Regions from separate parts of the Mus musculus genome. Here all the other regions are linked to region 1. The links are chromatin loops, found by intact Hi-C in ENCODE. Cell type or tissue: heart. All regions are shown on one strand.

Region 1 (8,000 bases):
GATTTCTGAGTTCGAGGCCAGCCTGGTCTACAAAGTGAGTTCCAGGACAGCCAAGGCTACACCCTGTCTTGAAAGAAAGAGAGAGAGAGAGAGAGAGAGAGAGAGAGAGAGAGAGAGAGAGAGAGAGGAAGAGAGAAAGAAACCAAACAAACAAAAATAAAACACACCAAAGCATCTTGCCAATCATCTAAATGAAAGACTAAAGCCTTGGTACCACAGAGACAGAGTCTCAAATTCAGTCTAACTATACAACCATGGACAGAGTACTTAGCCATTTTGAAGCTCAATTTCTTCGTCTATAAAGTGAGGATACTATGATTGACTCCATTATTCTCACCTTAGAGAGGAACCCATATCCCAGAGTAAAGCTGGGTCACTACCCCCCTTCCTCCTCTCAGCATTCAGGGTCCTGATAGAAACAAGAACAGAATTTTTAACTAGAAGGTTGCAAGGTAGAATCGAAAGTTAACATAAACCTAAAGGGATAGAGCTGGGCACAGTGTTCTGGGTATTTAGGAGGCTAAAGCAGCACAATAGCTTGGACCTGGGAGTTGAAAGTGAGCCCAGAAACACACCAAAACCTATATCTTAAAATAATGATCATGACAACATGTCTTAGCTAGGGTTCACTGCTGTGAACAGACACCATGACCAAGGCAACTCTTATAAGGACAACACTTACTTAGAGTTGCTTACAGGTTCAGAGGCTCAGTTCATTATCGTCAAGGCAAGAGCATGGCAGTTTCCAGCAGGAGCAGAGAGTTCTACATCTTCATCTGAAGGCTAATGGAAGATTCCCTTCCAGGCAGCTAGAATGAGGTTCTTAAGCCCAGGTCCACAGTGACACACTGACTCCAACAAGGCCACACCTACTCCAACAAGGCCACACCTACTCCAACAAGATCACACCTTCTAATAGTGCCACTCCCTGGGCCAAGCATATACAAACCATAACACAACATTAAGGACCTAGGGTTGTTAGTTAGTACAACGGAAACATACTTCAAATCTGTATCCCTTGAGAAAATAACTCCATGAAATCCAGCTGTAAGGCATTTTCTCAGTTAATGATCAAGGGTGAGAGGGCCCATTGTGGGTGGTGCCATCCCTAGGCTGGTAGTCCTGGGTTCTATAAGAGAGCAAGCTGAGCAAGCCAGGGGAAGCAAGCCAGTGAGTAACATCCCTCTCATGGCCTCTGCATCATCTCCTGTTTGTTACCTGCTGAGTAAACCCTTTCCTCCCCAACTTGCTTCTTGATCATGATGTTTGTACAGGAAGAGAAACCCTAAGACATGTAAAATTTGTGTGCTTTAAGAAAAATATACCATGTTTTAATGTAATTTATTTATTCTGTGTGTGTGTGTGTGTGTGTGTGTGTGTGTGTGTGTGTGTTGGCTTGAGCATGCCACAACACTTCTGTGGAGGTCAAAGGAAGAGTATGAGAGTTTCTTTTCTCCTTCCACCACGTGTGTTCCGGGGTTGGAACTCTGGTCATGGGATTTTTGAGACAAGCACTTTACCCACTAAGCCATCTCTCTAACCTAGATAGTCTGTATTGTTTCCAGGGTTAAAAACATCACAGATGTATTAAATGTTTCCTAGAATGAAAGAATGTACTCTTGTTCTAGAACATTCATTTAACACACATCCAGAACAATAGGAATAAGGCAGCTCTGTAGGGCAGACTTTGTGTATACGTACGTACGTGCGTGTGTGTGTGTGTGTGTGTGTGTGTGTGTGTGTGTACACATTCATGAATTCAGCCCCCCTTTCTGTATCCCAAGCATACTATTTTGTATTTCTGCTTTCATGTGTTCAAGCATGGGGCGGCCCTCCACAGAAGTCAGACAGACCAATACTTCAACTTCCTGGACTCTTGGACGGCGGGCCAGCATAAACTTGTTTCTTTTACAGGTTACCAAGTGTCTAGCATCCAATTACAGCAACAGAGAGCAAACAAAGACACACTCCAATGCAATGGCATTGAAAAGAGGTCCACTTCAGAGATGACTAGATAGTGAGGTCTCTGCTATTGTGGGGCAATTAAGCTTGCTGCCATAACTACAAAATATGTACAGCTGAAGACATGACCACAAAAAGAGACTTCCTGGAAACCAAGTATAGAATGATAGAGCCAAGTCTGGGGTATGGGGGAATGACCTCGTTTCAGCAGAAGATAGGAGAAACATATATTGTAATGGGATTTAGAAGAGGGGTTCGGGAGTGATGTAAAACCACCACCACCATCATCATCATCAATAGGTAAACAAATGAAGGACAACAGTCACACACCAGATGTGGCTGCTGGTGAGTGGAGAGTAGCCATCTGTGGTATTAACAGGCACAGCTCTGATTAACTGTGCAGAAAGCAGAGTGGTGAGCTGTGCAGACCACAGGATCGCTGGTGCCAACCACGTCTCTGGAAGAGCTTGACAGAAAGGAGGTTAATGCTGTAGGCTGAGTGGGCTGCGGGCCCAGGCACTGTGGCTTGCCCTTGGTGGGGTGAGGGGGTTGGGGAGAGACAATGATCAGAGCTCTTATCCTGTGATAATTGCTAGCTGTTCTAGCCAAAATACAAGATGGAAAAGTCTTGACGTAAAGAAAACACTAGATGTTTTCTTCCAAAAAAGACTCGTCACTTTATCTGTGGAAAAATAAAACCCTATCAGTGAAAGGAGAGCCCTATTCTTCTCCTTCTTCCTCCTTCTCCTCTTCCTCCTTCTCCTCTCGCAGCCTCTACCCCAATCTCAGACAGGCAGACAGGACCAGGCTGGCATCAAACTTGCCATCTTCCACCTCAGCTTCCCAAGCGGGGCTTCTTCAGTGTATCTATTGCGCCCAGCACCTTACCTTCAATACAGCATTCATCAAATAAATAGTTTCCTCCTTTGTGATTTGGACTTTGTGAAATGGGACTGAAGGTGTTGGTCTTAGGAACACCAGATGAGTTCATCAGCCAATGAGGAAGCTAGAAAGTAAAAAGGGAGAGAAATGAGGTTGGGTGGGGGTGGGGTGGGTTTGTAATGCAGCTGGAGTTCCACAAATGAAAGCTAAACAGGCTTCTGAGGAGTCAGCCAGTGAGACGGCTCAGTAAGTAAAGAGCCGCAGGAAAGAAATGACTCTCCCAAGTTGTCCTTGGCCATCCACCCTGACCCTGCCATGCACCTACTCTAAAATGAGTAAGTGTGTTAAAGATGTTTCCTGTTCATGTTTAAGTTTCCATTACAGCAGCTTCTGCCCTTTAAGCGTTCCATCCTGATACCGAGCAGACAGGGAAAGGAACTGGAAATGGAACGGAGGATTTTCCTCCGGCAAGGGCAGAAGCCATCGCCAGTTCATCTCCGTCTCCGTCAGAGGGCAATGTTGTGAGAGCCACTGCTGGTCCCGTGTACACAATGGCGCAATCACAGACGGGTTTGGGAACTGATGACAAAAACATTACCTGTTAAAAATGTACAAGCCTGTCTTCAAGTCACTCAGCAAGAGAAGACCCAGCCCTCGGCTCAAGCAAGGTACTCATAGTACAGTTGAGAAAACAGAAAATGCAATCCAGAAGAGCTTCCTGTCTGATGTAGCAATCACACAAAGCATGTAAACAACATCTAGTGGTGGAGGGGCCAGCCATAGAGAAGCAAGGAAATGTCATGGGGGTTGTTTACGTCAGTTAGGAGCTTCTAAAGGCAACTGACTTCATAGAACACATCTCAAAGTACCAAGAAAACATCCGCAAACTGCACATAAGTATCAAGGCGAGTCAGTAGATACCAGACAGATGAGCCACAATGCATCATCAGGCTGCAAGGATGGAGGCTCTGGATGGAGCCAAGGAAAATATCAGGAGTTAGTGGATAACCATGTCTTCCTGGGCACTGGTCTATCAGGCAGGAGCCCCTCCAATGATTCACCGGGTACCACCAGCCCTTAGCTTAGGCACCTGTCCCTAACACAGTGCTATAACCACCCTAGTGTGGTTGGACTATAGATGTGGATGGGCAAGATGAGGTAAGTGGTCCAGTCCCTCCCTTCTCCCTCCTCCTCCCGACCCAACATGGAGAGCTAGAGCTAGTGAGACGGGATGAAGAGAACAGGGAACCTAAGGAGCCAGATGAAAGTTGTACATCTTTGGATCTTACCTTTAAAAGCTGCAAACAAGACATATAGCAGTGTTACTAGGGACGAAGTATCTATGCTATACGACTGTGACCCCAGTATGTTTGGATTTCCCTATTACACATTCACCAAGCTATGCATGGTGATAAACAGATGAACTGGTGGATCTATCAATAGCTACACACACACACACACACACACACACACACACACACACACACACGCATCAAAAGAAGCTACCTTTGCTAGGGCATATTGTGGCCATGAACCACTAACCTAATCTTTTAATAAAATTACCTTCACAGCAAACACCACAATTTCCCCATTTCCCAGATGTGGAAACACAGGCCTCAAGACATTTAAGCAACAAGTGCAGGTCCATCCAGTTTGAAAGGCTCTAGGGAAGCCGATCTCAGCCTTACGCCTGTGCTCCCTGCCTATACGAACCCCGGAGTCAACTAAGTCTCCTGTCCTACTTTCTAGAGCTTGTTTGGTAAATGTTTAAGCTTAGTTGTCAAGAAAAGCAAAAGATTATTTAGTAACAGGGAAAAGCTGAACATTGAGCAATCTGCCGACTTTTATGAGAGGTCTTACTGTAAGCCTATTTTAAAACTAAAAGTGCTCCATAAACGTGCCTACCAGCCTGTTACTACACTTGCGTTAAAGGAGCGGTCATTAAGGAGATCACAGTACAGAGGAGGTGACTTCAGCCACAGTCTTAGAGCAGAGACAAAAAGGAGCTCATAAAGTTTTCATTCCTGAGAAGTTCAAAGGCATTGTTACCCTGCCTCAACAGCACTATAAACCTGGATGCAGTCCTGACCATGAGGCCTGGTACCTCACAGATGTTCAGTCAACAGTCCTGAGTTGTGTTGTGTTGTGTTGTGTTGTGTTGTGTTGTGTTATATTCAGAGACAGATTCTTACCATCAAGTCGAAGCTGGCCTGGAACTCATTTTATAGCTCAGGCTGGCCTCAGACTCATGATCTTCCGGCCTCTCAGCCTGCTGAGGCATGTGTCACATGTCTGGCCCTGAATGACTGTTAGATGTGTTCCTTCTCCATCTTTAACATGATAAGAAAAAATACCAATTAACATGTGATGTGGTTTTTATCTGTCCAACTCAGTTCTGTACAACTTTTATTTACGTCAGTGGTTTAGATGCCTACGGACACCTCATCCGTCATCTTCCTAGGGCCGCCAGTCATGACGTCATAACCTCTCACCAGACTCCCAGAGCAGATGCTCCGGACTGAGGCCGATCCTGCTGTGTTCGTGTGTAGCGCATTCTTCTGGGTTATTCATTGCTGTTCTTTGTAACATTACCTGTGTCCAGAGGCTTGGCTCCCCAGCTTCTCATACCCCTGATCTCACCCTTCCTCGCCAACAGGAAGTTTCTATTTTGTATAGAAACTTACAAGATGGTGTGAGAGGCCTTTCCCTTTCTCGCCTGTTAAATTCTAACTCTCCGCCCTCACCACATCACAGAGTCTAGCCATCTCCCCGGGGCAGTCTCTGCCAGCTGGACCAGGCCTGATCTTGTTCCATGAGTGTTTGAAGAGGGAGTCCTATAAGGAAATATTGCTCTCTTTTCGAGGTTGCTTTGCCTCCATGGAGGGTGAGGGTGGGCGTCATAGGGAGAAAAAAAAATGCAGCTAATCTGAGGAAGCATGGTTGGTTATTTACTACCACATAACCTTCAAAAGATTTCACTGAAAAAAAGGGGAGCCAGCTATTTGTGCAGTTGTCAGTCCAGATAATTGCTCTTGCCCTTCATAACCGGAAAGCTCAGGCTTAGATGCAAAGGGATAGCTTGACCCCTTCACTTTACTAGAATGTTGAGCAGTGAGTCTTGAAGGTCATGACCTGCTGAAGGCAGTGTATTTTATATCACTGATATCCTGATTTTTGTTAGTATTGCTTTGTGTTCTCACCACATAGCTGCAGCTAGCCATGAATTCACTACATACCCCATCCTGCCCTTGAACCTGAAGTCCTCCTGCCTCTGCCTTCTGAGTGCTGGCAATAGAGGAATGTGCCACAAATCACCTACTTTCTAAGTCATTGATGCACTTTGCCTGAACATGTGACTATCCCTAGCTAACCTTTGTGGCATAGGAGGAAATCTGTCAATAGCTTTTTGAAATATGACTCTGACTCTGAGGTTTTGGCTTATCAGTGTAGGTGAACTGAGTTTCGGGCAGAATGCTTGTGTGAAGGTTACAAAAAAAAATCACCTTGTTTTAGAAATGTTATGATCTGAAACAAGTGCTCAAAAGGCCAAAGGCAGCAGGTAAAAGATGGGCACCAGCCTTGTGTGAGGCTCATGTTGATGGCTGCCTTTCCAAAGGATGGAAGGAATACCCTCTACCTCCCTCAGAGACCTTAAAAGTATAGTAACTAAACTGGATGTGGTGATACACAATTGTAATCCCAGTGCTTAGGAGGCAGAGGCAGGAGGATCAGGAGTTTGAGGCCAGCCTTGGATATACAGAAGGTTCAGGGCCAGTTTGGGATACACAAGAAGAAAAATAATGTGTGCATGCCCGTGTGTGTGTATGTGTGTGTGTGTGTGTGTGTGTGTGTGTGTGTGTGTGTGTAGTGTATATTTAATATATAATAATAGGTAATAAATAATGTATATTATTTTATAATATGATATGGTGTGTTTAGAGAGAGAGATACTAGAGATAATTATATACAATAAATAAAAACCAAAGCAAATGGTACATAGTAAAACAGATTCTGTCATACACAAAAGGTAACACTACTCTAAAACGTGCTAAGGCCATAACATGTGAATATCTATGATATCTAACATTTGTTAGGTACAAATCACAGAGACAGCATGGCAGCCAATGTGGACCAATGGCTTGTTCTCACACAAAAGCAGCTCTGAAGGGATACAGTCACCAGAGACCTAAGTCCTCAGTCTTTTACTTCTGCTCCCCCACATCTCCGTGTGGCTGCTGAAATTCCAGCTATCCCATCTACCTCCCAGGAGAGAAAGGAGAAAAGGGACAGAGAGAACGTGCATCTTCATTCCAAAAGCCATGTGCATAGAATTGCCATATTTGGCAAATGAAAATACAAAACTACTGGGGGCTGGAGAGATGGCTCAGCGGTTAAGAGTACCAGCTGTTCTTGCAGAAGCCCTGAGTTCAGCTCCCAGGACACACATGGCAATTCACAACAGTGTAACTCCAGTTCTAGGGGACCTAACACCCTCTTCTAGCCTCCACAGCTATCAAGTATGCACATACATGCATGCAGGCAAAACACCCCTACACACCCCTAATGAAGGAGCTAGAGAAAGTACTCAAGGAGCTAAAGGGGTCTGCAACCCTATAGGAGGAACAACGATATGAACTAACCAGTACCCCCGAGAGCTGTGTCTCTAGTTGCATATGTAGCAGAAGATGGCCTAGTCGGCCATCATTGCGAAGAGACGCCCTTGGTACTGCGAAGATCATATGCCCCAGTACAGGGGAATGCTAGGGTCAGGAAGCAGGAGTGAGTGGGTTGGGCAGCAGGGTGGGGGGAGAGTATAGGGGGCTTTAGGGATAGCATTTGAAATGTAAATAAAGAAAATATCTAATAAAAAACCTGAAAAAATAAAACCACCCCTACACATAAGATAAAAATAAATAAACCATTAGAAATATAAAAATACTATAGCAAGCACAACACACACACATGCACGCACACACATACTTGTAATTTAAAATTATTTTGTTTGCCAAAATTCAAATTTATGTAAGCGCCCTGTCCTGTGACACTCTTACTATGAGAGAGGTTAGGAGATGTCATCTCTTAGACACGAATTTTGCCATGCTAGAATTGTTTCTACAGAAGAAAAAAAATAGAGTAAATATTGAATAAGGAGCCAA
Region 2 (8,000 bases), 100 kb after region 1:
AATTTATTTTATATGTAAAATATGTTGTCTATTATTTTAATATATAATATACATTTTATATATAAAAATTATACACACACACACACATATATGCTTACCCTTGTCTCTCCCTGATCCCAGACCTACCCCAGCCATTAGCCACAATACCTCAAGATCTGTGCTTCCATCCAGGAAGCATGGGAAGCAATGGGGTCAGGGACAGCATTTATAGGGAGTCTGTGTGATCACTTCAGTTATCAGAAGGAAGTGGTTTGCGTCAACATGTCTTAGTAGCTAGTGTTGGTTTAGACTTTGGAAATCTAACCCCAAGTGGTTTATTTTAGGCATATTTCAGTGTAGCACAGTTTGGTGAGATCTTCCTGGTGATAATTAATTCAATCCCACAAGCTCAGTAAAGCTTAAGATGTGAATGCATCAAGATTCGTTGTAAAGTACATATAACGCCTGTTAAAGCGTGGGCTTTTCTATGCCTGACCTTGCTCTGAATAAATGACACAGAGACCTTTATATTATTTAACAAGCTTCAGGTACTATAGTTGGGCAGAGTTTAAGCTATTCTACCCTGATAATGCTGGTCTTGCCTACTTTCCAGCCATATGGCGCCTTACCTGCCAGTTTTTGGTCTCTCCCTGGCCTTCATTTGTGTCCCAATAGCGACTCACCAGGTCCCACCTGAGATCTTCTCCCCTCCCCACCCCCTCACGGAAGTCCCGCCTCTCCTGCCCAGTTATAAGCTGTTACGCTCTATATTAACCAATCAGAAGGTGATGGAAAGCAATATCTTACAAAATAGCGAATCAGGAAATGCTCCATAATAATGACAGTTCCAAAGTCCAGACAGCCACCAGGTCTCTAGATACTGACATCAGCATTTAATACACCGTGCACAAAAACATCCCACAGACAACTTTCCACAAAGTTCCGCAGAGTGACAACCTCACAGTAAGGGCCGGATCCAGTGTGGTCGCAGCCACACAGACAGCACACAGGTCACCAAGCTCTTAGCCATTTCCAGTCCCAGCCTTCTGGGCAGATTGCAGGCTATCCACTTTTCCCTTTGAAGGGTCAACTCGTATGATGAACATCCAGGTCCCCTAACGCTTGTCGGTGAGCGCAAAGACCTCCGTGCCTCCGACAGGCACCCACCCCGGGAGAGACGGAGGCTGCTCTAACGTGTAACTCTTCACCTTGGCAAAGTCGAGCCTTGCCATTCTCCCAGAATCTAAATATAGGCAGATTGTTAAATGAACCCGAAGCTCTCCACAGCTTCCTTTTGGGTTTTAATTCAGCCATTGGCCAACAACGATCACCTCAAAGGCTAGCCCGCCCCTCTCCCTCTCCAGAGGTCAGAGGAGAGGGTAAGGCTGAAAGTCCAAGTTGTTGCTTCACTTGGCTGTTTCCCTTGGCAACCAGCCTCTGTCTGAAGACTACCCAAGAGGCCCTAAACATCAGAAATCCCGTTAGCATCCAAAAGTCACATCATTTCTGAGAACTGACACGCGGTTTGGTGTAGCTGTATGCCAGGAAGTGGGATACAGACCAAAATATCCATATTTTTTTTTCTACTATGTCAAATCTGCTCACATTCTAAAAAGCCGTAACGATGTCATTTCCAAAGGAGGGGCCGTCCTTCTACACACAACTCCCCTCACGGCGATTGCAAGTTCTTACTATCTATTTTTAAATATCTGTGCACAGAAAAGGAAACAAAATACGAGAAGCACTTCACAGATCCAGACGCGCTTGTCTGGGTTTGGGTCGCTTAGCTGTTTTGGAAAGCTGTTCCCACAGCCCTGAGCAGTAACAGCCAATTGTATAGTTGCCCACAGCAACCCCAAAAGGTTAGGACCATAGCCTCGCTGAGAAGGAGCCGGGACTTATGCCCAAAGTAGAAACATTAAATAGGAGGAGGGTCCTGAAGGAATATTTTGGTCATTGCCAAAGAAATAAAAAGGATGACCTCTCCCCACATACACACTGAAAATTAGATTAAACCAGATGAGAACAGTAGATGTGTTCCCCAGGGCCAAGAAGAGAGAATGTCCTTGGTGGTTAGGGCATGAAGGCTAAGGAATCTGCAAGGGAGATGGGTTGTCTATTGGCCTTCCTTTGGGGTGTGTGGGACAATTTTAGAGTATTGAAAGCTACTTCGTGTATCTGGCCTCCTTTAGCGAGCAATCAAATGTCACCAATCCTTGCTACAATCTTTCTTCCTGTGGTTTCCACTCACCCTGGCCCCAAAATTGTACATAAAAAAAGAAAAAAAAAACCTGCTGAAATAAATGATTCGTACGTTTTCAATAATTTCTATATAGCACGTTGGCATGTGTTCTATTTTACAATGAAATGGTTTAAATAGTAATAATTCGCCAGAGCATATTCCCCAGGGTGAGTTGCACAGTCTGTCAGGGCAGGGGAGGCTAGAGGAGTTGGTCGCAGTATGAGCAGTGTGACTTCTCACATCACGGGGGACCTGAAAGTGGGGTACTAGACCAGAGGCAGGGGTGGATTTAACCCTCAAAGGCCTTCCCTACTTCAGCCAGCCAGGCCATCCACTGAAGACTCGTGGCCTCCAGAATGCTGTCAGCAATCTCATTCCATAGCCATCTGCTCCCCCTTCCTGAGAGGACTGCTACACTCAGGTCAAGAAGGCCTCTGCGGGCAGGCAGACCTGCTGGGCTCTCTCTTCCCAGGACATCACATTCTATGCTTATCCCATTTCTATGCCCTGCCCACCTTCGTGGCATCTGGGTGTGAAATAGGCATCTTTACCTCAGCCCGGGAGTGAAGTCTCCTTGGATAGATCAAACTCTGAATAAACAAATTTGCTACACTTTCCTCTCATTGGTCTATCTACTGTGACATTTGTCTTATTTAGGGTTACTATTGCTGTGACGAAACACCACGACCAAAATCAACTCAGGGGGAGGGGAAGGGGGGAGTGGGGAGTGTTCATTTGGCTTATATTTCCCCATTTAGCCCATTACTGAAGGAAGTCAGGACAGAAACTCAAGCAGGGCAGGAACCTGGAGGCTGGAGCTGATGCAGAGGCCATGGAGCAGGGCTGTTTAGTGGCTTGCTCCTCAGGGCTTGTTCTGCCTACTTTCTTATAGAACTCAGTACTACAAGCATGGGGGATGGCGCCACCCACCATGGCCTGGACCCTCCCCCATCAAGCACTAATTAAGACTTGCCTACAGGCCCATCTCAAGGAGGCTTTTCAGGAATTGAGGTTCCTTCCTCTCTGATAAATGTAGCGTTTGTCAAGTTGACATAAAACTACCCAGCACAATTATAAAGGGGAGGAAAGGACACCCTTTTCTGTCACTACACTTGTTTAAAAGTAAAATAAAAAGAAAACGTTTAAAAAGTCTTCCAAAGTCAACACTTAAAGAACTACTGTGGAGAAAGAAACATTTCCCCACTACAAGACTTCTCAGAGTCTTTAGTACACTGCTGGCCATGAAAACTCTCCAAGGAGTTACCAAGATTTCAGGCCAGGCTAGATTACAGAGAGACCCTGTCAAATCAAACACTGACCACAAACTGACTTAACTCAAGTTCTGTGCGTCACAGAATGTTTCAAAAATGATCGCACACCTCCCCCGCAAAGAAGGCAAGCTATTCTGTGTTTAAAGTCCTTGATGAATGGACAGCCGTGTAGCAATGAGGTGGACAAAGGGTATAACGTCAGGGAAACAGTCTGGGTGGGGAACCGCAGCAAGGTCTACCTGCTCAGTTTCTCCGTCTCTGTGCTGTGTCCCTCCTGGGAATGACACAGAACCTCTCTCGAACAAACTCACCCCCATCTGCTACCAAAGCAAGCCTGTCAGAATTTTTCTTTAAGCCCGCTTCTACATAGAAAGGCAGTAGGAACCCCGAGTGGTGGAGGCACTTGGACACAATTCAGCCATGACCAGCACCTGTCACTGGCCTGTCAGTGCGCAGGCTCGGGTTTCTCTTTTCCTCTCATCTGTGCCCCAGAGCGCCTAGGTGGGTCCTTGGCTGGCCTCACCCTGATGCTCACTGCGCAGATGCAGAGCTAGTGGCGGCATTTCCATTTTTGGTTTCCAGAGTCAGCCCCTGCCTGCAAGGAGCTCTTCATGTCTCCCAGCTCCTTCCGCTAGCTGATGGAGGAAGTCGTTCTGTGGCAATGTGGCCAGCTGCTAGGCTGCTGCTAGGTTCATTACGCGATGAAAATGTCTTTTACAGTCCTGAAATCAACCCCCACCATTTTTCCCACGGTGATGCTGTCATTACCCTCCGCTTGGCGGAAATGTTTGCGATCCCCAACTTCCGTTTGGATGGAGATGTTGGAAGAACTGAGTCTGCACTAGCCTGCAGGTTTTCCAGGGAGGGGTCACGAGGACACTGCTTTTTAAGCCACTTCCTTTTTTTTTTTTTTTTTAAACAAAAACTTAACTCGAGCCTATTGGGTTTCTGCAAGTTATATATCCCAACACGGCATGCACTGCACAGAGCATTTTACTTTTTCACCTTCAAAGCCAAGAGGAAGGAGTCTAGTGGGAGGCGAACTGGATGCTGATTAAAGCCACAAAGACCAGTCTTATCGGACTCTCCTTCCGCCTGTGTGTGGGGGGGGGGGGGGCGGGGGGGTTGGGTTTTTTTGAGATAAGGGTTCAGTGTGAATCCCAGGCTGGTCTGATACTCTCGGCAATCCTCCACTTTGTTCTCCCAAGTAATTGAATTATTAGGTGTATGCCACCATGCCTGGCTCTTGCCACTTTGCTGTTTTGTCTGGTTGGGAGCGCTTGGCTTTTGTTGCTTCGGTTTTTTTCATACAGCATCTGTCCATCCAATTCAGGCTGGCTTGAAACTATGTAACTCAGGCTGGCTTTGAACGCTCCATCCTCCCGGCCCAGCTTCCCCAGTGCTCAGTTAGCTGGCCTGTGCAGCTCTTGCTCTTGTTTCCTGACAGGCTTCTGAGCTTCTGTTGTATGCCCTCTGCTTGATTTGTACTCTCAGGATTTACTGGCTATACTTAGTATTGGAAAGGGTACCAAGTCTAGATCAGCAAGTTATCAATGGGACTGTATGCAGGAGTTGAGTTAGAGTCAGGCAGAGAACTTGGTGGTATGTTGTCTTGAGGATTAAATAAGAAAATGCAGGTAACTCCAGCATGTGCAACAGAAGCACTTAACACTATTACTACGTTTAAATAGTAATAACCACCAGAGAGAGAGAGAGAGAGAGAGAGAGAGAGAGAGAGAGAGAGAGAGAGAGAGAGAGAGAGAGCACGCTAGGGATATGACTTCATTGGTAAAGTGTCTACCATACAAGCGTGGGACCCTGCCATCAGTCTACATGAACCATGTCAAAAAGCCAGGCACAGCAGCATGCCCTTGTAAGCCTAGCACTGGGGGTGTGGAGACAGAAGGAGGCCTGGGTGAGCTAATCTAGCCAGTCAGTGAGCTCCAGGTTCTCTGGGAGATGCTGTCTCAAAAAACAGGGTGGAGAACAACTGAGGAATCCACTTCCAACCTCTGCACACACCCTCACACATATACATGTGCACACACACACACACACACACACACACATTAAAGCCATACTCTGCAGTATAAGAGGTGCTAGCCCTGTGCTGGCAAGGCCTGGAAGTGTCACAGGGAGCGGGGGGGGGGGGGGGGGGAGCAGGTGCACCTGTCAGCAACTGCCCCCATGCTACCTGTGATTTTGGACAAGTTCCCGAAGCCTCCAAACCTCCCTATCTTTTCATCTGAAGACACATGAGTCTCTCAGGGGTGTCACAGGAAGGGAGCTGAGTGGACAAATGTCACCTGAAATGTCCAAACTGCTCTGCAGGGCTAGTGAGTCAGCATAATAGTTTGTTAGATGAGTAAAATACATAAACGCAGTCTCTTAAGTTTCTGGAGGGTTTTTTCTTTTTAAAGAAAGCTTTTATAACTCATTATTTGAATATATATATATATATAGGTATATACTATGTGTATATCATATATATACTATGTATATATGTTGTATACATGTGACACATATGTGATACATATATGTGATGATATATATGTGTATATATATATATGGTCAGGCTGGTCACATTCATTCCTTCTACTTCCATCATTGCCCCTCCAAAAAACAACACACCCACAAGTCCCAACCCCACTCTTATCTTTTTTAGTGTTCTTTTTATTTTTTCACTTTGTGACCCATTGGGATGACAAGGGCACAGGTGTGCAGCTCTTCACTGCAGCATGAGGGACTCAGCAGTCTACCTCTGAAGACAATGACTTCCTCTTCTCCAGAAACCCTTGACTGCCATAGTTACCCTGGGCAGGCCAGAATCCCAGAAGCTCAGAAGCCCAGGAGCCCCCCTATGTATAAGGAAGAGAAGCAAACATTGTCCCAATGTCACTAATGTTGGAGAGGTTAAAGGTCACCACCCCACAATTGTGTTCTCTGCTCCCTGCATTGTGGACCACTATACTATTGTTAGAGACTATGGTCTGAATCCCTCTGGCCACCCAAAAGAATGGCTGGACATAGCTGTTGTTAGAGTGCCTGCCAAGTGTTTGTGAAGTCCTAGGCTCAATCCCCAGCAGCGCATTAACCCGACATGATAGTACATAGCATTTAATCCCAGCACTGGGGAAATAAAAGCAGGAGAATCAGAAATTCAAGGTCACCTTCAACTACATAGCAAGTTCAAAGCCAGCTTGGGACACTCGAGGTCCATCCTTAAAAATTAAGTCACACAGCTGAGACCCTGAAATGTGCACTAGCACCTTCATGTACAATTTTCACCTGTTTTCCTCCCATTCTTTGCTATACATGGTCCTTGGAAGAAGAATTTGTAGTCTCTTCAGGTTGATTATTCCATATCTTGTCTCCTAAATCTTAGTAGTAAACTGCATGGGAGATGTCTAGCTGCCAATCTCAATTACAATCCCTCAACTCTCCAAAACAGTTGCTGTTAAAACACCATGTGACAGAACTTAATCTCTCTTCCCCAACCCTGAGTTACAAAATGTCTCAATTGTGAGTGATATTGCTGTTTCCAGAATGAAATCTATCTTGGTTACCTCTAGTCAGCCAGATAGAATCATTAAAATGACCACCATCATGAACAACCACAAAAAGCTTCAGAGAAATTTGTTTCTCAGGACCTGGGCTCAAAGCATTTCTGATACTAGATATCTCCAAGAGTCAGGCCACTGTCAGACAGAGCAATGTCCAGGGAGCCAGGCCCTTTTGGTCTGAGGCTAGAGTGTCTTTCAGCTCTTAGAAGGACACACACATGAATAAAGAGATAATGAAAGATTTTCGTAAGAGTCCACATAGGGTCTTAGTCAGTAAAGTGAACCTGGTACATTCTTCAGCATCCACAAAAGGTCAGTCATGGTGGCTCATAGTCCCAGCTAGGGCTGTGGACAGAAAAAGACAGAAGGTTCCCTTGGGCATGATGACCAACCAATATAGTCATTGGTGGATCTCAGATCAGTAAGAGACCCTGTCTCAAAAACTAAATTGGAGAGAAATTAAGGAAGACACCCACTGTCTCCAGTCTTATAACACACACACCCAATAAATAAATAAACAAACAAATAAATCTTTATACTTGATTGTCACAGATATTTGTTACAGTATGAGAAATGGATTAAGACACACTATGAAAGAGCACTTTTCTCTTGTGCTTTCTCTTCAGACACGTGAGAGGAATTTACATATGAACAGGAAAGAAGAAAAGTCTGGCTGTTATGAAAAGAACATATGATCACGGATAAGCAAGACTGTGGTAGGATATAGAGTCCTTTGATGCCCAGGAGTGTTACAACTGCATATTGTAGAAGATCTATTTTCAGCTTGTTGAGAAACCTGTACATTAACATTCACAGTGGCTACACAAGTGTGCACTTTTACCAGCAATGAAGGTGTTGTTTTTCTTCTCTTTTTCCTCCTCCTCCTCCTCCTCCTCCTCCTCCTCCTCCTCCTCCTTCTTCTTCTTCTTCTTCTTCTTCTTCTTC
Region 3 (8,000 bases), 71 kb after region 1:
TGTATGCCACTTGGTAACAAGGCTGTCCCCACTGCATCGGAATTCGGCTTTTTTTATCAAAGAAGGGAAGAGTTTGAGCAAAGTTCCTCACTCCTTCTGTCTGTCTGGAAGCAGTGGCCTTGAACTCACTCGCTCTCACCCTTCCCCAGAGCCAGGAGGCAGGGGGCAGAGGAAAGGCCTTACTTCAAACCTTTCCCTCCTCCACAGGAAGTTGTACATCTGGGCTAAGTAGAAACAGAATGTCAGTGCCAAGTTTATACAGCCGGCTGGCAGGTACAAGAAAACATGCTCAGATCATTTCATGAATATGATGTGACTCACTAATGCATGCCGAACCTCCTGAGTTAGAAACTACATTTATTCATCAGCAATAACTCCTCTATTGACCTAGGAGCTCGCTGTGTAGGCTAAACCAGATGGAACATATTCTGTGGAGAACGCACAGTATGAACCTTCGCCTGGAGATACGAACAGGAATCATGGAACCCCCCGCCCCCAGATCTACATCAAATTGTCCTATCTATTTCCCTTAAGGAATGCTGTCTTGGTAGACACAGAAAGGCTAATATCATGTTTTTGTTCATAGGTGGAAGCTAGGTTTATATATGCGGGTGTGTTTATATGTGCGTGTAACAGACATATTTGTTTTGGTAACAAAAGTAGGAAACTGATCATGAGAGAGGAGGAAGAAATCGTGAGGGAGGCAGGAAATAGAGTAATGGAATGCATGAAACTGGAAAAAAAGAGTGAGGACTAACTGTGTGGAGGAAGAGGACCACCCAGAGTGAGGAGGGAGCACGGGAGGGCCGGGGAAAGAGGGATGAATGAAAACAATGTATGATAATGCATATGCATAAACCTGCCAGGATTAAGCCCATTACTTGGTATGCTAATCTTTAAAGGTTTTTAAATTATAAGGTGTGGACTACAGCTATGGCTTCACGGGTAAAGGATTTGCTGTGCAAGTCTGAGATCTGAGCTGGGTCTCCAGAAGCCACGTCAAACCATCACGGCAGCAGATATATGTTAGGACGTACTCCTCCTGCAAGTCAGGAGGCAGACACAGGAGAATCCGCGGATGCTCCTGACCCAGCTGGTCCAGCCTGGTGTACATACACAGTGGCACACAACAACCGGCTAACTCCAAGAAGGTGGAACTGGACAACTGACACCCAAGAGTATCTTCTGACTTCCTCTCGTGTGCCATGGCAATAAGTGCCTCAAGCAGACAAACGTGCATATATACACACACAGACAAGCATACCTAGGAGGGGGGATTGGAAGTATAAAATAAGGAAAGAGAGGGAGGAAGGGAGGGAGGGAGGGAGGGAGGGAGGGAGGGAGGGAGGGAGGGAGGGAGGGAGGGAGGGAGTAACCACTGTCAGAGGAGTACTTAGCCAGGAAGAATTCTCCCAAGAGCTGTTTGCTGGGAGTTAGCAGAGATCACTCTCACTTTGGGGTTTGAAGTGTCCTGTGATAGAGTGGAGTGTGGTGGGTTGTCGTGGTCTGATCGATGAACCCGTTTTTTTAGTCTATCCCTCTTTCCCTCACCAAGTTCTCGCTTTATGCACCAGCGATGGTCTCTTGTGCCCAACCGGGAGAACCAAGCTGTGTAGCACAAACTGAGTTCCAGGGAATATGGAGTAGAGAGATTTCAAGTTAAGCTGATCAATTATGTGATGGAAATAAATTCATGTCAGCTCTGAGACACTCTGTCCTTACAAAAGACCACCAGCAGCCTCTCTTCGTCTCTCCTCCCTATTCCCTCTGACCATCCAGTCCCTTTCTCTCCCCCAACCCTCCACAATCCCTATTTAATTAGATTGCAGTTCAAAAAGGAACGGACTGTAGGTTATTTATTCACAGTCGTGTCCTGTGAATTCAATCCAGTGTTGTCAGCTTTCAGAGGGATGAATATTTCAAGCCATAGCTCTAATTGAGCTCGGAGCCCTTTTATGGATATTTCACGGAAGAGCTAAATACAAAGAAGAAAAGAAAACTGGCCCAAGTCTACCTCAGCAGGAAAGCAGCCTGGGTCCAGAGTGGCTGCAGTGGCTCCTTCCAAGTGAACACTGACAGCTTTCCTTCCTCGCGTGGTGTGCTTACTTCTCTTAGTCCCTTCTTCTTCTGCCCCAGACCTGGGAAATAATTTCTCATACCCTCTGTCAGCCCCAAACCATCCATCCCCACCTTACACCTGGTGTCCCCACAGTGGATGTCCTTCTGCCCACCAGGTTTTGTTTAAAGAGACAGCAGAAGCTGCTGGGGTCAAAAGTGCCCGGAGAGTTCTTCAACAAGTGTTTGGGAAGCTCAACCCTTGAGAGCAGAAAGTTGATAGCACCTCAACATGTGGAGACTCTTGCTCCTCACCACCCCACCCCTGCTCCCCACCCCACCCCCACTCCCCGCTCCCCACTCCCCGCTCCCCACTCCCCACTCCAAGAGCTTCAAAACTCCAAGGCAGCAGAAAACACATTTGTTATAAGTGTGCTCTGAAAACGAAACTTGGCATCTGAAAAAGCCCCTGGGCGTGATAAATATCATCTTACTGAGAGAGTAGGTGTGTCAGGGAGGGAAAGACAGAGAGAGAGAGAGAGAGAGAGAGAGAGAGAGAGAGAGAGAGAGAGAGAGAGAGAGAGAGAGAGAGAGAGAAGAGGACAATGTTAGATGGAGAGGAGCACAGACTGCCCCCAAATGGAAAGGGGACAGCCCTAATGCATTACAGGGCCCACCAACTCCGAGCCTGTCCTTTAGATGTTGGAAGTAACATCAAGACAAGAAAATGGCTCTGGGGCACATGTGCCAACCAGGTCTTCCTTTCAGGGCTGAGACCTTCTCTCTCTACATTGGCACTTTTACTCTCTGATGGCTCCCAGTTCCCAGGGGTAACCCAGTCAGGCCTCTACTGCAATTACCTGTCAAGTTCATCTCTTCCTTCTCCCTTACTCCCATCCAGAGAATCCCACTACTAAAAACCTCCCGGGTGAAAAACCGCAGCCTGTTTCCATGGAATCCATCGCTAAAGCCATCCTGAGTGAGTCACCACTGGATTGTTCTAAATAAATTGAGGCCCATCCTGGAGGCAGTGGGGGTGAGTCCCACACATACGGCATGGCTGTCCTACAGGGCTTAAATGGAATGAGTATCAATATAGAGTTGTACTGGCTGCTCTGTCACACATGTCGGAGAAAACACGGGCAATATCACAATCTGAAGACTGCTTTGCCTTCTCGATGCAAAGAAAGGAGAAACCAACTTTCCACATCTGGAAATAATCACAGCTAGCCCTCAGTATCATTGTCGGCTAGGCTGTTCTGATCATCAGAGCCAAGCCATCCTGTTCCTCTGTCAGGCGTAAACAATCGATCACACAGAGCAGCCATGGCAGACAGGCTTGCTTGTGGGCACTGATAAAGTGAATCAAAATGAGACCATCACATGACTTATTTTGTCTATGTTCAGACAAAAACAAACAAACAAACAAACAAACAAACAGGATCACTGTAACCCTAAAACACCCTCAGCACAGGATCACCTGGATTCCTGGTGCCATCCAATGTAGACCCAAAAGCCCAGTTTCTCCTCAGATCTTCCCACCAAAGCCCACAATTAGGACAGGTCTTTTCTAACACTGCTGCTGAACCCATGTCCCCATGATGCTGTCCCCTTGATTAACAAGGAACGGATCGATCAACAAGGAACTGATGTTTGCTCATCATCAGTTTGTTCCCAGGGTCCTTGGGGAAGACCTATATAGTGCGGAGCTGTAGATGGTTATGCTGCTGTCCCTGCAGAGGAGTCCAAGAGGATGGTGAGACTTTTCCAGGCGAAGCAGGGTCAGACAGAAGTCATTCCGACAGAGGAAGCAATGAGAAATGGGTGGGGATCATCGTTATGGAGAATGAGGAGTCTTTGTGGAGTGGGTTGGGGTGGACTGAGAAGGAGCTGACTAAACCTGGAGATCCTTGGTGATAAAATCGCATCCTACAAGAGGTCAGAGGAATAGGCAAGAAGAGTTGTAAACTGGAAACGTGTTTGAAGAAGAATTCCTGGACTGGCTCAAATTCTATTTCTCTTAAACCTGTTCTTTACTGGGGGCTGAAAGAAAAGGCACTTGCCATACTCACACCACTAATTTCATACTTTGTGTTTTCCAACCTGAAGTTGAGGGCCAGACAGCCCCAAATCCCTTTCCCTGGGATATCATGAATTCTGAGAAGACTTTGTTGTGGCTCGCAGCTCCCAGACCTTGGTAACTGGCATTCCACACATAATTCCTCTCAACTCCTCAGGGTCAAAGAGTGTCAGTTAGTCATTTCCTCTCTGGTTATAGTTTGTAACGGAAGAGCTTTACCACATGTCCCTAGCCCGATGAGCCTTCCAGATGTCCTGTCAGGCAGGCCAATGTCTTCCCGCTTCCTCTCAGGAAAGGATGGCTGAAACCAGCAAGCCACAGGTGGCTTCAGGGAATCTCATTGTGGAGCTTGGCCTGCTCCTATATATATGTGGGTCCCTCTCCATTGTGGGTTTCCCCCTCCCACACTGACATCCTTCCGCAGGAAGTTACAGCTGAGTCCTCCAGACAGTGGGACTCCTTCTGTCCTGTGGACTTAAGTTTTGCTTGTACCACAAACCTTCCCACCTTCATGAATCCTAGCTTGCCCTGTCTCATTCCCCAAGGCTTTGTCTGCAGTATCTGCATTTGGGTTTTCTTGTCTTGCCAAATGGTTTTTTTTTGTGTGAGGGTATCCTCAAAGTTCTGCTAAGTCTCTTGAAGATGCTGAAGAAGACTGCAGTGTCACCCGAAAATGCTCTGTCAGGGAATGCTGGGAACATTATGCCATCCCAGTTTTAGGCTTCTACCTCATACAGGCCTCAGTAAGCCACAGTATAGTCTGTGCCTTAAAACACACGTAGCATCACAATGTTTTTACACTTATCATATATTCACACTCCGTATCGTTTTGAGTTCCCACTTACTGTTGATGTAGGCAAAGCCCTTAGAAAAGCGCTGGTTAATACCATAAAAATATTAGCTGCCTTATTTGCATTATTATTAATGTATGAATTTAGATAGTTTCTTGTAATTGCTTTATGGTGATCTAGTATTGATCTTACTATATTTTATTCCAAAATTGGTGGATATTAAGGTTGCTTCCAACTTTTTATAATCATTGTCAATGCATCTAAAATATTTTTAACATATTATATTCATTTATCCAAGAGTTGTTATTAAAGGTATTTGGTTTGGTTTGGTTTGGTTTGGTTTGGTTTGGTTTTGGGGTTTTTTGGTTTTTGGTTTTGGAGTTTTTGTGGGTTTTTTTTGTCTTGTTTTGTTTTTTGATGTTTTGAGAGTTGATATTTTCTTGGTTGGCTGTAAGAATATGTTTATGTTTATGTTTTCTTTCTGGCTAGCGTGCCTATGCCTAGTAAGACATAGAATTCCTGAATTTTCTACAGAAATTTGACAACCCACACGATTTCTAAAGATTTGTAGATGCAGGGTGATAACCTTGGCTTAACTTACAGTTTTAAAAATGTTGCTGTTGCTGTAGTTTACGAATGAGTCATGTCGGCTTCCCCTTTAGCCCACACTTATTTGACATTATCTACTGGCTCTTAACTTTTTATGGAGTCAGGGACTGTTTAAGGATGTCCCTCAGGAAAATGCATGGGGCCCGGCATCACCCTCTATATGAGCATCGGAAGGCTTCAGAGAGCCCTGGCGGTTATCTACGGCCACCCTCTGAACACGTATCTCCTGCTTCTATTCCATTCCATTTTGGTTTTAGAATATCTATTTGATCACATCCACCCAACCCCCACACATCTCCCTACCACCTTCAAGTAGTTTAGGTTTGGGTTCATTTGTTCTATAACATGCTGAGTCCAGTTAATGGTCAATGGTCTTGTTGGCTTGACCTCGTACAGGACTTATACAGGTAATCATGGCTACAGTGTGTCCACAAGTGCCAATATAACCCTTGGGAGCACTCCTCCCCATCCTCCAGCTCTTCCTTCCCTTCTACGTACTCTACTGAGGCATCCGTAAGCCTCACTGGGGAGGGATTGGCACAGACACCCCATTTAAGGCTGAACCTCAGGTATATCTCCAACCTTTAGCCAGCCCCGGGCCTCTGCATAAACTGCTGCCCACTACAGGAAGATCTGCCTGTACTTAGGTAGATCCTTCGGATTTTTTAGTCCTGAGATTCCAGGGTCCCTACCTCCAGGGATTGTGACTGAGGAGTTCTCCATGGTAACTGAGGCTTGGTGTGTGTGGGTCATCATTTTCAGAAAGGCAGCTTTGGGAGTATCTGGATTCTCAAAGCGCTCCTGTTCTGCCTTCTAAAGCTTGCTCTTCTTTCTATAGCTATGAAGGAAAGGATAAAATCACAACTTTAATACATAAAAGTTTTACTGGCCTCCAAATTAAGGCTGCAGCTATTTAGTTCCAGGGTTACTGTGGGAGGGTAGATCTTCAGCTTCTTGGCTTAGATGGGAGCCAGAGGCAATCCACGCTTAGAATCGGGTGTCATACAAAGGAAAATAAGACAGATACAAAAGGAAGAGGAGGAAGAGGAGGAGGAGGAGGAGGAGGAAGAGGAGGGCAGGGAGTGAGGAAATTCTAAGCCATGCAGAAAATGGAACATACGAAGTATCCTCTAGTTAAGCATGAACAGCTTGTGTTTGGAATGGTTTGTGTTTCTAATTTTATAGCAAAAGTGAGCTCATTTTTCTCCCCTCTGCCAGTTACTTTGAGGATTCTTTTGTGAAAAAAAAAAAAAAAGAAGGAAATAAATTTAGCCTCCTCTCAGATTCACATTCACATAACTGATTCTGTTATAAGATAATGTCCATTGCCTCACTTGCAAATAAGATACTTTTTGTTCATTTAAAAATCTAGTGTCACTGGGTGTGGCATGCTCTTAATCCGAGAATTCAAGAGGCAGAAGCAGGCAGATCTCTGTGAGTTCAGGGCCAATCTGGTCTACATAGAGAGTTACAGACCAGCCAAGCCTACAAGTGAGACTCTGTCTCAATATATATTTACACAATGTACACACACACACACATACAAACATACACATACCCACAGTGTTAAGGGGGGATAGGAAGCAGTAAATTTATAGACCATTTTGAGAACAGCTAAGAATCTGGTTTGTTGGTGGTAATGATGTCTCTCTTGCACACATATACACAAGCGTATGCACACACACACACACACATACACACACACACACACATAGTATTCAGGACGGCAGGAAGCAGAAAATGTATGGACCATTTTAAGCCATTTAAAGACCAACTAAGAATCCTGTGTGTTAGTGATGATGATGTCACACACACACACACACACACACACACACACACACACACACACACCTCACACCTCTCTTCCTTAGGCTGCAAGTATCAAGAGAGTTAATCCTTGCTTTTGACTCAGTCATGTGCAAGGTTGCTCTCCTCGGAGAGGTTCGGTGCCAGCATCCTCTTTAGCCTTTGACGGCATCCATCCGGCTCTGTTAGTGATGCCAGGAACAAGAATCAGGAGCCAGTTCTAGGACTTAGAATGACTCACTGGGTAACTTCGGTGTGGCAACAATAGAAAAGTGACTCGGTTGTTCTGTTTGTGAAACTGGGACAGTGATGCTGGCAGCCTGCCTCTCACAGGGATGAGACAGGACCAGGGTTTCCAGATCTCAGGGGCTCTGGGGCATGGGTGTTACAGGGGGTGGGGGGTGGATGAAGAGGGGGTGGAAGAAGTCAGTGGCAGACAACCCAACTAAGAACTACAGGATGTCTCCCAGCCTGCCCGACAGACTGGATGTATGTGCTCTGTAGAGTGAAGAAAAGTATTGAAGTCAGTGCCTGGCCTTTGTCCCCATGACCCCAGAATACGAGAGGGAGCATGTGTCCCCCCAAGGCCTCCTCGGGCTCTCTACTGTGTTCACTTGACCGTAAAGTGCTTCTCAAGTGCCGCTTGCAGAGTCTAGGCT

The links. Hi-C counts contacts between places; a loop is a spot of excess contacts. Peaks named below come from ENCODE experiments on the same cell type or tissue, not always from the same donor. Only the 100,000 strongest peaks of a DNase experiment are listed, where the experiment ranks them.
Region 2: it touches region 1 in a loop (1.9-fold over the local background); 4 of 42 quality-filtered maps call a loop at or near these places.
Region 3: a loop joins it to region 1, with 3 times the contacts of the local background. A loop is called at or near these places in 6 of 42 quality-filtered maps.

Annotation. Positions count from the first base shown.
Region 1 is chr10:95,775,477-95,783,476 of GRCm38, reverse strand. It overlaps 4732465J04Rik (a long non-coding RNA gene), which reads right to left. Exons shown (of 5, transcript XR_380952.1): 3 at 4,408-4,595; 4 at 2,851-2,968. Among named protein-coding and RNA genes, the nearest start is that of 4732465J04Rik, 6.3 kb to the right of the region's middle. In heart, a CTCF peak has its summit at 3,342; a DNase peak (open chromatin) is centred at 3,246; H3K27ac peaks cover 929 bases.
Region 2 is chr10:95,673,979-95,681,978 of GRCm38, reverse strand. No RefSeq gene overlaps it. Among named protein-coding and RNA genes, the nearest start is that of Gm33336, 46 kb to the right of the region's middle. In heart, no CTCF peak of the experiment used is centred here; DNase peaks (open chromatin) are centred at 1,058, 1,388, 3,118 and 4,148; H3K4me3 peaks cover 2,007 bases; H3K27ac peaks cover 3,979 bases.
Region 3 is chr10:95,704,622-95,712,621 of GRCm38, reverse strand. No RefSeq gene overlaps it. Among named protein-coding and RNA genes, the nearest start is that of Gm47708, 22 kb to the left of the region's middle. In heart, no CTCF peak of the experiment used is centred here; a DNase peak (open chromatin) is centred at 4,451; H3K27ac peaks cover 1,447 bases.